Linked DNA regions of Mus musculus: region 1 is linked to region 2. A link is a loop called in an ENCODE intact Hi-C map of the cell type or tissue named here. Cell type or tissue: left cerebral cortex. All regions are shown on one strand.

Evidence for each region. A loop is a pair of places that touch in the nucleus more often than their neighbours do. Peaks named below come from ENCODE experiments on the same cell type or tissue, not always from the same donor. Only the 100,000 strongest peaks of a DNase experiment are listed, where the experiment ranks them.
Region 1: a loop joins it to region 2, with 3 times the contacts of the local background. A loop is called at or near these places in 4 of 42 quality-filtered maps.

What each region holds. Positions count from the first base shown.
Region 1 is chr14:105,921,421-105,929,420 of GRCm38, reverse strand. No RefSeq gene overlaps it. Among named protein-coding and RNA genes, the nearest start is that of Spry2, 29 kb to the right of the region's middle. In left cerebral cortex, a CTCF peak has its summit at 4,487 (motif pointing right); DNase peaks (open chromatin) are centred at 4,490 and 6,384.
Region 2 is chr14:105,471,721-105,479,720 of GRCm38, reverse strand. No RefSeq gene overlaps it. Among named protein-coding and RNA genes, the nearest start is that of 4930449E01Rik, 23 kb to the left of the region's middle. In left cerebral cortex, a CTCF peak has its summit at 4,557 (motif pointing left); a DNase peak (open chromatin) is centred at 4,546; H3K27ac peaks cover 254 bases.

The DNA of each region.
Region 1 (8,000 bases), 450 kb before region 2:
TCAAGGATAAAGAACCTCTGGTGGAACCACCATGCCTGACCTAAAGCTTTACTACAGAGCAATTGTGATAAAAACTGCATGGTACTGGTATAGAGACAGACAAGTAGACCAATGGAATAGAATTGAAGACCCAGAAATGAACCCACACACCTATGGTCACTTGATCTTCGACAAGGGAGCTAAAACCATCCAGTGGAAGAAAGACAGCATTTTCAACAATTGGTGCTGGCACAACTGGTTGTTATCGTGTAGAAGAATGCGAATTGATCCATACTTATCTCCTTGTACTAAGGTCAAATCTAAGTGAATCAAGGAACTTCACATAAAACCAGAGACACTGAAACTTATAGAGGAGAAAGTGGGGAAAAGCCTTGAAGATATGGGCACAGGGGGAAAATTCCTGAACAGAACAGCAATGGCTTGTACTGTAAGATCGAGAATTGACAAATGGGACCTAATGAAACTCCAAAGTTTCTGCAAGGCAAAAGACACCGTCAGTAAGACAAAAAGACCACCAACAGATTGGGAAAGGATCTTTACCTATCCTAAATCAGATAGGGGACTAATATCCAACATATATAAAGAACTCAAGAAGGTGGACTTCAAAAAATCAAATAACCCCATTAAAAAATGGGGCTCAGAACTGAACAAAGAATTCTCACCTGAGGAATACAGAATGGCAGAGAAGCACCTGAAAAAATGTTCAACATCCTTAATCTTTAGGGAAATGCAAATCAAAACAACCCTGAGATTCCACCTCACACCAGTCAGAATGGCTAAGATCAAAAATCCAGGTGACAGCAGATGCTGGCGTGGATGTGGAGAAAGAGGAACACTCCTCCATTGTTGGTCGGATTGCAGGCTTGTACAACCACTCTGGAAATCAGTCTGGCGGTTCCTCAGAAAATTGGACATAGTACTACCGGAGGATCCAGCAATACCTCTCCTGGGCATATATCCAGAAGATGCCCCAACGGGTAAGAAGGACACATGCTCCACTATGTTCATAGCAGCCTTATGTATAATAGCCAGAAGCTGGAAAGAACCCAGATGCCCCTCAACAGAGGAATGGATACAGAAAATGTGGTACATCTACACAATGGAGTACTACTCAGGTATTAAAAAGAATGAATTTATGAAATTCCTAGCCAAATGGATGGACCTGGAGGGCATCATCCTGAGTGAGGTAACACATTCACAAAGGAACTCACACAATATGTACTCACTGATAAGTGGATATTAGCCCCAAACCTAGGATACCCAAGATATAAGATACAATTTGCTAAACACATGAAACTCAAGAAGAATGAAGACTGAAGTGTGGACACTATGCCCCTCCTTAGAATTTGGAACAAAACACCCATGGAAGGAGTTACAGAGACAAAGTTTGGACCTGAGATGAAAGGATGGACCATGTAGAGACTGCCATATCCAGGGATCCACCCCATAATCAGCATCCAAACGCTGACACCATTGCATACATTAGCAAGATTTTATTGAAAGGACCCAGATGTAGCTGTCTCTTGTGAGACTAGGCCAGGGCCTAGCAAACACTGAAGTGGATGCTCACAGTCAGCTAATGGATGGATCACAGGGCTCCCAATGGAGGAGCTAGAGAAAGTACCCAAGGAGCTAAAGGGATCTGCAACCCTATAGGTGGAACAACATTATGAACTAACCAGTACCCCGGAGCTCTTGACTCTAGCTGCATATGTATCAAAAGATGGCCTAGTCGGCCATCACTGGAAAGAGAGGCCCATTGGACACGCAAACTTTATATGCCCCAGTACAGGGGAACGCCAGGGCCAAAAAGGGGGAGTGGGTGGGTAGGGGAGTGGGGGTGGGTGGGTATGGGGGACTTTTGGTATAGCATTGGGAATGTAAATGAGCTAAATACCTAATAAAAAATGGGGGAAAAAAAAAGAAGCTTAAAACATAATACCTAAGAGACAGAACTGAAAACAAATAAATAAATAATTAGAAAGCAGTTCTTTTGTTGTTGTTTTTTGTTTGTTTGTTTTTTCAAGACAGGGTTTCTTGTGTTGTTCTGGATATCCTGGAACTTACTCTGTAGACCAGGCTGGCCTTGAACTCAGAAATCTGCCTGCCTCTGCCTCCCAAGTGCTGGGATTAAAGGTGTGGGCCACCGCTGCCTGGCTGGAAAGCAGTTCTATGGCACTGGCCGTGCACATAAACGCTGTTTGAAAATGAGGTTATGTCATCTCTTTACTCTCAAGTCTCTAACGCAGAATCACTCTGTGAGCAGGTTCGATAAATGCGGGCCCATACAACATGGTTTAAGAAGCCAGGGGCATGGCCCATCTCTGTCTAACGATATTTCCTAACATTGCTGTTTTGGTGCAGTTCTCTGGGACACCTCTAGGTCCGAATTTCACTCGTGTATGTAAACGTATGTGTTTCTCATATGTGTTTTCCAGATGAGAGATGAAAGAATTTAGCAACACAGTGTGGTCAGCATCGAATCAGTCTTGGCCTTGACAGCTCACAGCCCAGCTTCCAGAGCCTGACTCCTGATGACGTCATCACCCAGCCAGCCGTAGCGAACACATTTTACCTTTGCCTTGACACACTGCCCGATGGTCCTTTTCCTCAGCACTAAAACCCAAGGATCTGTTTCTGCTCCATCCCTAGTGTCCTCCACATCATCAGTCATTCCAGAGCCTTCCCATGCCACGCCAGAACTCTAGCAGCTACAGCTGAATTGCTTCTTTTGAAACCGCTTCTCCCTGACGTTAGCTGCCTCTGACCCACACCTTCTTTTTGGTGATGATTTGCAGGGTCTGAAAATGAACTGCGGATGTTAACTTGTTTACGTCATTACTTGTTAGGGCATTTCCTCACAAAGATAAATATTTAGGGGGAGGGTTTCTCAGGTAAGGAAATGCTGTTTCTATCCTCCCTGCTACACAGCGCCCCCATCTTTTCCTTATTCCCCACCCCTTTTCCTAGCAGTCTGGCCTTTCCTAGAAGCAGTGATTCTCTCTTTGACTCTTCTAAAAGTCCTTAGAGCCTCTCAACCTCCTCAAAACCTCCCTGCTGAGTGCACACATCCTTTAGGAACCAGCTCATTTATTACCTGCTACTTGACTGATGTTCACCTAAAGGCAAAGACCAGTAGAAGGAGCTGAATTCAATACAGACAAGCTTCACATCAAACACTTTTTTAAAAAAACATTTATTTATTTTATATATGTAAGTACACTGTTGTTGTCTTCAGGCACAACAGTGGAATTGAACTCAGGACCTCTGGAAAAGCAGTCAGTGCTCTTAACTGCTGAGCTATCTCTCCAGCCCACATCGAACACTTTTTAAGACATGGTGTAGAATGTTATAACAGAATACAGCAAAGAATTCAGTGATGTAATGCAAGCATTTGTTAAATGACAGTATCTATGGATCATCACTGAGATGTGAACGTCAACATTCCAGAAAGAAAATGGGTAATTCTGAGAACCTTTAGTTCTAATTTCTAGACCATGAAAAGTTATATTACCTGAGCAATTCCAAATATCTATACTACAGGAAGATATAGACGAACGTTATCTAACAAAGTGGTTTCTTAAATGCAATAGCCTATGTTGATATCATCCCCATCTGGTTATTTTCTGGTGTGAGCCTGATGGACAGGTAAACAAATGAACGGTTAGACTCAGTTACAGAACCAGCGAGACCGATCAGAAGCTAAGGGTGCTTGTTTCCACCCCTGATACCCTGAGTTTGCTTCCTGAGATTCACTGGAAGCCACGGTAGAAGAAGAAACTGTATTCTCACAAGCAGTCATTAATCAATCACACCTGAGCTGTACTTTACATGTCCCTGTGCACATACCACACATACATACACATACACACATATATATGCCACATACATGAACACAGACTCATACAGGCACACACATATGCACACACACGCACATTCATATACCACATACACACATGTGCACACACATACACACACTCATGCACACACACACACACAGACACACATCTTCATATACCACACACACACACACACACACACACACACACACTGGAATGAATGATGAAAACACCAAATTATCAATAACTAGTTATACAAGGTTATCTTTAACAAAAAAAAAATTTTTTTCAACAAAATAAAATTGTTGTATTTTGAACTGGGCATGGCGATACACACCTGTAATCCCAGTACTTAGGAGGCCGAGACCAGCATGGCCTATATAGTGAGACTGTACCCAAACAGAGGAAAATATGGGGGAGAAATAATTGCTACATTTTATGCTCTACTTAACATAAGAAAGGAAATTCACTTAAAATATGACAGTAATCTAGGCCTGCTTCAGCATCACTACTAAATATTAGGGGAAATGTTACCAACTAACCTAAAACTTTCTGTCAGGAGAAACGTCTCTGTCAAAACAATATGTAAAACACACACAAAAATCAGAATTTTCTTTGCTATTATTCTATCCTCCCAAACTGTCCCAGTAGAGCCAGCAGAGGGAGCACAACCATTGTGGGTTTGAATGTGTGCCTTTAAAAAAAAAAAAAAAAAAAAAAAAGCCTTTTCTCCTGGATTTTCAGATCCTTTATCATGATTGACAAAAATGATAAATCACAAATATTATTTGCCACTGGTAAATTGTCTCAAAAGTCACTTTTATTGAACAAGTGTCAAAACATTTTCTTTATTCACATTTTAGTTAAAAAAAAAAAAAAGTAATGCATGTCTGGTATAAAGGCGAAACAAACCCGGGGGAAAAATGCTTACAAAGTTAATAATCTACCTTCTATTCTGATCCATATTATGAACAGACTGGAATGTGTCTTATAACTTATTTTTAAAAAGTATATGTATATGTGAATATATGTCCTATGTGGATCATCTCTGAGTGTTTCCTACCCAATATCGAATAACGTCTTTGGGAGGAAAAATGAAATAAGCACAACGTTAGGACACGTAGTATAAGTACTTCCTGTGCAGAGCTCAGGAGTTCAGCCCTGCCGTGCAGGTGCTGCGGTCCACATGGAAACGGTGCGCATGCGTGATGCATGGGGAGCCCGTGTGCAGGTCCCTTCCTGAGATGTCATGAGGAAGACGAGGTAAACTGATTTCTAAGTCACGATTGATATTGCTAGTGTCTTCATAACACAAGATAGCAGCAATAAACTCAACCGCTTAAAGGGGGATTTTTTTTGTTACGTGAAATTAAAATACATTCTCGAATTTTTGGAATATTTTATAAATTCTAATGCAATGGAATGATCCAGTGTTTCTCTCCCAGGTGCACTGAGCCTACTTTCATTGTTTAACCAAAGGAAGGTAAAGGCTACAGGTATAGATATGATACTTTCTCCCACACAACAGGAAGAATCTTTCAATTTCTCGATGGTTTCCATCCTGTCCAATCCCTTTGCAAAGAGCTCCGGATAAATACGCATCCTAGGATATAAAGACACCAAAGTCCAGAGACCCTGCTTGCCAACGCTACCTCTGTGAATTCATTTCTGAACCCAGGGAATTTGCTGAAGCCAACACACCATGACTTGCTATGCAGTCCCATCACTCAGTTGATCTCCTTATTTGTCTCGGTGCCTACTAGACACGTTCTTGACTAATGCCAGTTGCTGTTGAACTTTGACCCCATATAAGTGTTAAGGTCTCCCACGTAGAAGAAGGAAATCTGCAGGAAGAGGATGGTGATGTGGGCAAATAATAACAATAACAACAACAATAATAATAGGGGAAACTGGAAGGATGACGGAAGGGAAGACCTTATTTACATGACTACAACATATTCTTTTTGGAGGTAAAGAATGTAATTAGTGAGCTGTGATTTCCTTCCCATCTCCTGAGAACAGAAAAGACCGTCTGTCTCTTGTGGTGGTTGTAATTTGCGTTTCGTTATGTTTTCTTTGCTAAGGGCTTTCAATGTTCAGAAAAATGTTCGAGTTACTGCACTTTGTAATAAAGTAAGAGGACACAGCACCGCGGTCCTCATTCCTCATTGACACAAACCAAGGAACGGGATGTCCAAAGCCTGGCTCAATGTCACAGGAAAGGCTGTTGCCGAAGTAGAGGTGGGCCCCCCCCCCCCCCCCCGAGAGCCCTTTAGGTTATCCACAAAATCAACACAAGCAGTCTAGATTTGTTATCTCGCCCCTTTCTGTCTCAGGCTGAGTGACAAAGAGTGCTTGGTGAGATACTGAGTAAGACTGACAACACAGGAAGTCCATTCTGGGGGCAAGCTGTGTGAGTGGCAGCCAAGCAGGAGGCCAGGAGGCAAGTCTGCGCACAGCTCCTTTCTCCCTAGCTCACCCCTACATGTGGCCCAGAGGCCGCAGTGATCCAGAAAAGGAGATGCTAAGGCCACGGAGGTTCCAGCTGCTTTGAAATTCACCGAACCAGTCCATTTCTAAGCATCTGTTAGCAAGAGGAAGCTGTGACTCAATGGGGGTGAAATGAGTCATCTAGACGACAGAGCCCTCGACATTTCCAAGTCGTTTGTGTGTTAATTCACAGATAATTTATATCCTTATTTATAAACTATGTTTAGAAACCGTCCAAGCGTTCAAGGAATCCTTTCTGACACAGTAGTGTGTTCAGTAAATCCAGTTCTTTCAAACATGTTAATACAGTTCTCAAGAATTCCTCCTAGATAGATCACATTTGAGCCTCAAATGTTGAACCTGAGGAGAAGTTATATCCAAACAGTCTCAGAGTGAACAACGGCCATAGGAGGAAGAGCTATTCATATGGAAACCACACCCACTGCTGAACTCACTGTTAAAACAGTCCGGGGGGACACTGTGAGTGTACAAAGTACACTGACCTAACCATGTGGCACAAACTTTGACTTATTTGTGCTACCACAGCAGTGTACTTCCCTGCAAATACAACAACAGTGATTCTACTGCAAACGGAATTTCACCGTCTTCCTGTAGACATGCCTTTCATGACAAGCATCTAGTCACGGATAACCTCTAACCAAATCAGGAAGAAAAAGAAATTCATCGGTAATTAGACACTAAACATCCCACTACTCCATCCATCATTTCTCCTCTACTACTGAATCATGACAAACGATACTTCTAAACAATGATAGTAATCAAGGTATGTTGTACAATGGGATATTAATAACCTTAGAATTAATTTTAAGATGAGCTGCTTATGTTTAAATGATTTGAAATATATATAGTATGTAAAAATCAGAGGCCCTAAAGTATGTTTCTTTCTTAACTCTTATTGTATACAAGATATGAAAACCCTAATTTCTAGGAAGGCATTCTATGATTTATTAGAAAATATCTTGTCATATTTTTAAAAATTTTTAGAATAACTTCTATTATGGTTCTCATTAAAAATGGATCCTTTTCTCAATACTAGCTATTTATAAAACAAAGAAACACACTAATCATTACAGAAGAGAATTCTTTTTATATCCTGTGTCCCTTACAGATGTTTAATCATTGGCAAAGAAATCAGAGGCTAGCTGCTCTTATCTGGAGAGTAAACATATCCAAGGAGGAAGATAGACACACAAGGACCCCCAAAGAGACTGAAAAGTTGCAAATTGTTTTTTCTGAAGAGAAAAGATCTCCTCTATGGTGGCAAAGACTCTAGCATGGAGTTCCTAAATCAAGAGACTGAAGAAAAACTACTGGTCTCATCAAAACTCCAAAAAAAAAAAAAAAAAAAAAAAAAAAAACGGGCTCTCAGAAGAAACAAATGCGGTAACATCCGAAGCCCCCATCAAATTGCTGCAGAACCTTAGAAAAGAACTGGTACCTGTAAAATCATTGAGCCAATGGACCAATGCTTTAGAAACTGCCCCCACCCCCACCCCACCCCCACCCCCGTCATCTTCCTTTCAAAAACAGGGAGAACCGGATAAGGGCCATTTGTTGCAACAAACGGATTGCAAAAATAAACGTTTAAATAAGTGGGGGGGGGGGGGAGGCCAATGGACGTCTAGCATTATAAAGAGGAGTGTTTAGCTT
Region 2 (8,000 bases):
TGATATCTCACTTTGAAATTACACATTAATGTCAAAAGTTATTATCACAAGTGGGTTTAGACAATTAAGAAAAATCTCTTAAAGATAAAAAGTAACCTTTTCTATAGCAATATTAACCCATTTCTGGGTATTTACATGAAGGCCATTTATAGCATGAGAATATAGCAGAAGACTCTCAAACACACAGGGTCATTTACCCCACTCCCCAAACGAACATACTGCATGTCTCAACATCATCAACTGTGGCTTCATCAAGTTTTCTTAGTTGGGACAAGTTTCCCAATGTCTGTGACTGACATTTTTTTGAAACAACACCTTTGCTGTTGGAATCTTGTTTGAAACTATTTAACCAAAAGAAAAGATTTGTAAAATTCCACTCTATCTAATTTCAAACAATACAGCCTAAGAAAATGGGGCTCATGTAGAAAATCACTACTGTTTGTGTTTATAGATTGCAATATGCCTTGGTTAAAGGGGGGAGCCATTAAAGAAATACAGAAGTCTTGGAGAGAAGTTTGGAATTTGAAAATACGTTCTATGGCCTCTACACAATGTGGGGAGGAGTTTTCCTGTTGATTGGATAACAACATGGAAACTAATATCTAATGGCTTAACTAGCAAGAAGGTCCTGTTGACTATCAGTAAAGGCTATGGTTAGATAACTATTTCTTATCTCTTGTTCAAAGCTCTACATCAAAGGACTATTATCGGCTGCTCAAGTGGACAGCAATGCTTTGGAAATGCCTTGGAACACTCCAGTGTGAGTAAAACCTGAGAGCTTCCTTTCTTAGGTTTGTAAAGATAGATTTGCTGAACACACAGAGAAAAAAAATGGTGCCCTTCTGGTCCCAGAAAAACTAGAGTTCAGAACAGGGAATAAGAACAGGGGAGGTCTCTGGGAAAGAAAGGAATGTAATGAGCAGAATACCACTATGTTTGCAAGTCTGAATTCTAAACTGGAAGTCATAGATTTTTTTTTTCTTTTTACACAACAAAAATCATTATTATCTGTTCCAGGAGTTTTCATGAATCTAGTAGATATTTGTTAAGCAGTTCTTTGCTACCAAACTCCATCAACGTGCTAGTGAAACCAAAAGAACAAAACAGGTGGGAATTCTTGCCTGGTGGAGCTGATAGCTACCCTAGACATTAGGACTTAGATTCATAATGAATACTGCTATGTTGAGGCCACCAATGGTGGTCTTAATCAACTCTGCCATTCTTTCCAATGACACACATTTAATACGTTACAGTTGGGGATTGGGGGAGTGGTTCTTGGTGGGTAAAAGTTTTGCTTCGCAAGCATGGAGATCTGAGCAGATCCCCCACCACCCACAGCAAAGTCAAGCCTGTTGTTTATCTGTAATTTCAGTATGGGGTGGAGAGGCAGAAGCAGGTAGATTGCAGGGACTCAGTGTCTAGTCAGCCTATCAGAAGTAGTTTGCCCCTAATTCAGTGAGAAACCCTGTATTAAAAAATAAAATGGAGAGCGATAGAGAAGCATTTCCAAAGTGTGTGTGTGTGTGTGTGTGTATATGTATATGTACATGTATATGTATATAGCCTTCAGAGCATATATATATATATATATATATTTATATATATCCTTCAGAGTCTTATGTACCAGTAGGCATACCTGTTCATACACACACATGCATATACCCTACTCCCAACCTTACAATTAATCTAATTGATACAGAAAGAGACTCCTTACGTAAAGTACTACTACTATTCATCGAAGTTTAAATGAAGGTTGAGTGTGAACATACATGCAGACATGTGTGAGTGCGTGTTGATTAATGTTTGGGCAAGGGAAAAAAGGCATTTTAAAATGTGGAATTCCCCACAATATCACAGAGAAGGAATTGATTGAGGAAGAAGGCACTGATCTTAGAAGCATTCAGTCTTTTTCACCTCCAAAATAACAGGGCTGATGGAGGGGAGAAAATTTATTTTCTACGTTGCTGGGGATGTTTCCCCTGGGACCACATGGCTGCAGGTTACCAAGCTCAGAGTAAGAGAGAAACCCATCAGGGATATGCCCTGACTGGGAACAAGTCAGAGGATGTGAAAAGATGACCTACTTCCCAAGAGGAAAGGAGTCTGGAATCGGAATGTTTAATAAGCAGTAATTCTACTTTGTGTGTGTGTGTGTGTGTCTGTAAGACCTGACATACATATTACCTAGCAATAATAAATTTAAATTTGCAAAGTACAGTGACAGCATTCTTAATATCTATAAGCCGTGACTTGTTACACTTTTTATAAGCTTTGAAGCAATAATAAAGCAATCATTGGGGGGAAATCCTTATCTTTGAAGATAAGGATTCGGAGATTAAATGAGACCTACTGTATTTTCAAGTGCAGAGACAACAAGGGAGTTCTCTACAGAATATGCCCGTCTGTCTGAAGCCCTCTCTTTCACTTTGGCGCCCTTACTAGATGGGTCACGCAGCATTGCCTATGTCATGTGATGTATCTGCTTTCCAAAACCTTATTCTTGGGGTCCTCAGTAATTTTTATCCAGTAACTCGAGGAAACACAAATTAATAATTGCTGAGGAGAGCGTTAACCCTCTAATTTTAATCTTAGCCAAATACTGTACAAATGATATTCAGTTGTTCACACTCAATTCCATCTTAGCCGTATTTCAAGATAAAATTTATGAGCTATTGCCAAGCTTATAACCTAAAATGTCAATACCTTACTTTAAAAAAAAAATCCTGAAATCTATAACATGGGTGCCTGCCTGCCTGCCTGCCTTCCTTCCTTCCTTCCTTCCTTCCTTCCTTCCTTCCTTCCTTCCTTCCTTTCCTTCCTTCCTTCTTTCTTTCTTTCTTTCTTTCTTTCTTTCTTTCTTTCTTTCTTTCTTTCTTTCTTTCTTTCTCTTCCTTCCTTCCTTTCTTTCTTTCTTTTTTTTTACTTTTATTTTTTATTAGATATTTTCTTTATATACATTTCAAATGCTATCCTGAAAGTCCCCTATACCCTCCCTCCGCCCTGCTCCCCTATCCACCCACTCCCACTTCTTGGCCCTGGCATTCCCCTGTACTGAGGTATATAAAGTTTCCAAAACCAAGGGGCCTCTCTTCTCAGTGATGGCCGACTAGGTCATCTTCTGCTACATATGCAGCTAGAGACACAAGCTCTGGGGGTCCTGGTTAGTTCATATTGTTGTTTCAAGTGTTTATTAGCTGTTTCTTTAAAGATGTTTTTAACGTGTGTGTGTGTGTCTGCGTGTCTGTGTGCTATGTGCACAGAAGTACAGGTACTCATGGAGCCAGAAGAGGGCGTCAGATCCTCGGGCTGGAGGTACATGTAAACTGCCAGTCTTTGGTGCTGGAAACTGACCTCTGGTCCTCTGTAGAGCATTACACATTCTTAGCCGCTGGATCATCTTTCCATCTGTTCTGATTCAGTGAATCTCTTGCTATTGGCACATACTAAAACTTTCTTTATAGAAGTGATACTATTTTATTTTCTTTTTCCAATGAATTAACATAACTGAAATAGCCCAACTAAATAATGCCTACCAAAAAAAATCCCTTTTTGATTATATTTTTTAAATGTATTTGACTTTTATTTAAATACTTAAATTTAAACAATTTGTGCTCAATGGCCAATGGTCTATATTTGAAGTAGCAATCTTTTACTCCTTACAGCATTTTAGGGCAATGGATAAAGGAGAATCATTTAAGGCTATCGTCAGGATGGGGAAACATAAAGGCTGGGTCTAGCTGGCTGAAATATAACTGATACAATCCACTGTCTCCCAAAGGACTGAGCCACAAGACTATAAACCCTGAAAATGACTGGTGTGATTAGATTAATCATGTCAAATATAGTTTATCAATCACTTATAGACAGACATCTAAAGTTCATATTGTCTCAGCTCCTCCTAACTAATAGAACCTAACTGACAGTCCCTTGGAAAACATCACTGAAAATACAAGTGTTCCTCACCTTGAAAGCCAGATAAAATTCCATGCCCTCAAAAATAAATAAGTAAAAAAAATTTAATAAAATAACCCAAACTATAATGGAAATTGTCTATAAGTTTCCCTTAAGTCATATGCTGATTTATGCAAGTTATCATTTTTTGACTTGCAAAACCTTGAATTATCTTGGTGATTCACATTCACAATCAGTGGAACATACGAGCGTGGAGTTAAAACCCCAGCATTTATTGAATGCTTAGCACAAAGGGCTTGATGGCCATACCATAGGCTGTTGTAGACCCAAAATCTTTTATCCACAATGATTCTATGGAAAAGATAGCCAATCTGGCCATGCCAGTCACAAGACTGACCCCAACCATGATTACAGAATAAACCTCTAGAGACAGCCTGTCAAGGCTCTGTGTCCTGTCTAATCTCTGCAATGTGGATTATGGAGAATCTACTCACAAGTCACAGCTGAAGGCTGGTTTTTCACTTCCTTATCTGAGAAAATTTCATTTTTTGAATATCAAAGAATATTTAAACTATTCCAAGTATTTCAAGAGAGCTTTTGGCACAGAGCTCCCCACCTCAAGAGTTTACAGTTGCTGCCACCTATAGGCCCAATCTCAAGAGGAAAGGCTGGGGCTGGTACAAGCATAGGAAGTAGCTCACAAAGATTTTTCTTATTTAAAAAAAAAAAGTGTCTGGTCACCACAGACTTCTTCTAAAGGGAGGGTTGAAATGATAAATAACATTGGTTTCACCAGTGATAGTCTTTTTAATCCACCCAGTTGTGGCAGAAACTTAACAGCATCCGCCTTTCCACTCACAAAGTAAGGAAGCAAAAAAGCAGACAGCCAGTTAGCCACATCTTCAGGCACACGTAACTGTGACTGACCTGGCTTTGCATCTGTCTGGCTTCTTTGCAAACGCAAAGAGTAGGTGTTAAGAGCACTCATCCCCAAATGACTACTGCATGAATTAATGCATCTGAATTAATCCACCATTATTTAGTTAAGCAGATCTACCCATTTATGATGCCTGCGTATTGCAAAACATCACGTTGTACATTATTCACACACACGTTTTTTGTCTAAACATTTTTAAAATAGAAACACTTTCTTAGAAAGTTAGAAAATTAAACTAATGATTTCTATGAGTGACTTTTATGTATCTAACACAGAGATTGCTCTTACGTTATTCCTTATCCTGCTTCAGCTGACAAGTGATAGAGCAAACTTTGGAAGGCAATTTTTTTCCATTTTTTCCCTTTCTCAATAGCTACCTTGTCTCTGTGTACATACAAGTGCATTGGGAACTTGACAAAATATTTCCAATAGCTATTGATATGTAATAGCTATTGATATGTAATAGCTATTGATATGTAAGAGCATATACTGAACACAGTTAGCTATATTTGGCAAAATATATTGCTCCAGAGGGTAAATTTGATAAGATCCTGACCAGTCTGGAGTGGTAAGGTCCTACTCCCTTGGTGCAGTGTTAGGTTTTTCTGCTAGGCTTAAGAGATTCTCTGCAATTCAGACTTCTCATATAGCAGGATCTGCCTGATCACTACTGGTGAATCCTGGGGGAAGACCTAAGGCTGGAGCTAAAAGATCGCAGGTAGTGGTGAGGATGGCCTCTTCAGTGAGACAGCTAATTTTCATGCGGCTGTTTACGGGGACTGTGGAGTGAGTGTACATCGTTGACAGGGCCAGTGCACTAGGGATGCCTCATTTGCATAATGAGAAGTTCCTGGTGCTGCTGGACTTGGCCTTATAAGGGGAAAGGAAGTTTAACCTGGCTACATGACCTCCTCCACTGGGGCGAAGTAGGCCAGCAAGGGCTACAAGTGGATATGAAGGCCCAGGGCAGAGGGAAAGGACTAGATCCTACTGCTGATCTCTGGACAGATTTCCAGGGTTTGGACACACTTTGATCTCCCTCTTGTTCCAGGCCTGGTCCCCCATCCCCAATTCCCTGGCCCCACATGTTTCCTCTTGATAAACACTTGATATCTAAATGTTCTATCAAATCTCACCTTAGGCATATATGTCTCCTGAGTGTCCTGAAACTTTATATAAATGATAACGTCATTTCAATGATCCTTTTTCTCTTCCTTCTAGCAAAGACTCAGAGATGTCAAGCTCACCTTTTTTTGTACCCACCATCTTTTTCCTATGCTCCAACTTCCATTACCTCTATTCCATAGTCCTAGTGTCAATTCAGTATGTTCCAATAAAGTTTTTAAACATTTGGGGTAGATAAATGACTTTAGAAACTAATGAAGCTTGGAAGTGATATCTATGGAATCAACCAACTTGTAAAGCTTACTAATCAGAAAGGGAAGCCTGAACCACTGCCCATTTAATTAAACTATATCTCCCTCAGTAACCAGGTGAAAACTGGAATAGTGCTTATATATGATCTGGGTTTTGCAACAACTGTACTAGTCCCTCCATCTAAGATAATAAAACAAGACAGTAATCAATGAAATAAGAGTGTCAAACTGTAAGTAACTAAGCATATTTAATAAAACTTGAGAAGCCTTGACTTTATCATAAATGTGAAAATAGGAAAACTAAAAGTTAATATGAAATGTAAACAATAATTATAAATGCCATCAGTCTGGCTACTTACACATAGTCCCAGCTATGAATAGAAAGTTGAGAACTAGTAGAACAAAAGAGACAATGAGAAGAACAAAAGAGGAGACTCTTAACTTTCAGTTAATATCTCTAGTAGACATTGTTGATCAGCTGACTGACTTAACTCCTCCTGAAATACTTTCCAATGACTGATTGTATGAACTAGCTCTGACAGCCATATATAAACAGAAGACATCATATGTGACTTCTAGGAAAAGTGTTTAAAAATATGTATCACTGGGCAGTGGTGGCACACGCCTTTAATCCCAGCACGTGGGAGGCAGAGGTAGGTGGATTTCTGAGTTGGAGGCCAGCCTGGTCTACAGAGTGAGTTCCAGGACAGCCAGGGTTACACAGAGAAACCCTGTCTCAAATAAGTAAGTAAGTAAGTAAATAAATAAATAAATAAATAAAATATGTATCTATCAGATATATACATATACAAGACACAGGTTAAACTCAGCCTTTGCCTTTATCTCCTCTTGCTTGGAAGCCAATATGATGACACTGAAGACCACAACAACTCTTTGAGATTATGAAAGACAAACAAAAGAAAGAGGCATCCATATGTGTCCAGATTCTTTCTACAGGAGACAAATAAAGCTTTTGCTTACTAAGATACTATAATTGTGCTTTTTAGATGTTGGGTTAACCTTTCCTGCTAAGACATGAACAAACATCTATATATCCTAGGCAAGGCACCAATACTCCTCAAAGGAACGATTACCCCACCTCACCCCCACCCCATCCCAAGTTCACTGTGGCCAACCAGTTAATTTGCTGAGCTCATGAATCGGAGCATGGAAGAGGGGTCACTTTCTGAAGTATGAGTGACTCCAAGACAGTTGCATCACAGGAAAGTCTTAGGCCAGCATGGATGACAATGTCCTTATAGCTGTATAAATGGAGCCACCCCTGCCTTTAGTTAGCCTTCATTCTATATATTCCCTAAGAACTCCTGAGACTGGATGCAGCTGAGCAAGAAATACACAAAACTGGGAGTAGAACACAGGAGGGAAGGAGTGGTTACACTCAGGAGAGTGTCTAAAGCACAGGTTCTCAACCTGTGGGTCTTAACCCCTTTGTGGTCAAATGACCCTTTTATAGGAGTCACTTAAAACCATCAGAAAAACATATTTATATTACAATTTATAGCAGTAGCAAAATTAGAGTTGGGAGGTAGCAACAAAAATAATTTTGTAGTTGGGGTCACTACAACATGAAGATCTATATTAAAGGGTCACAGGATTTGGAAGGTTGAGAATGACTGGGCTAAAGGCTCTCCCTAACCCTGCTATGGGGAAACAAGCCCACCTTGATGAGGTTGTCTTGCAAGTGATCACAGCTACTCTGATTAAGACATTAATGTCTGTTGTGACCTGGTGACAGTGTAACACAATACCATTCC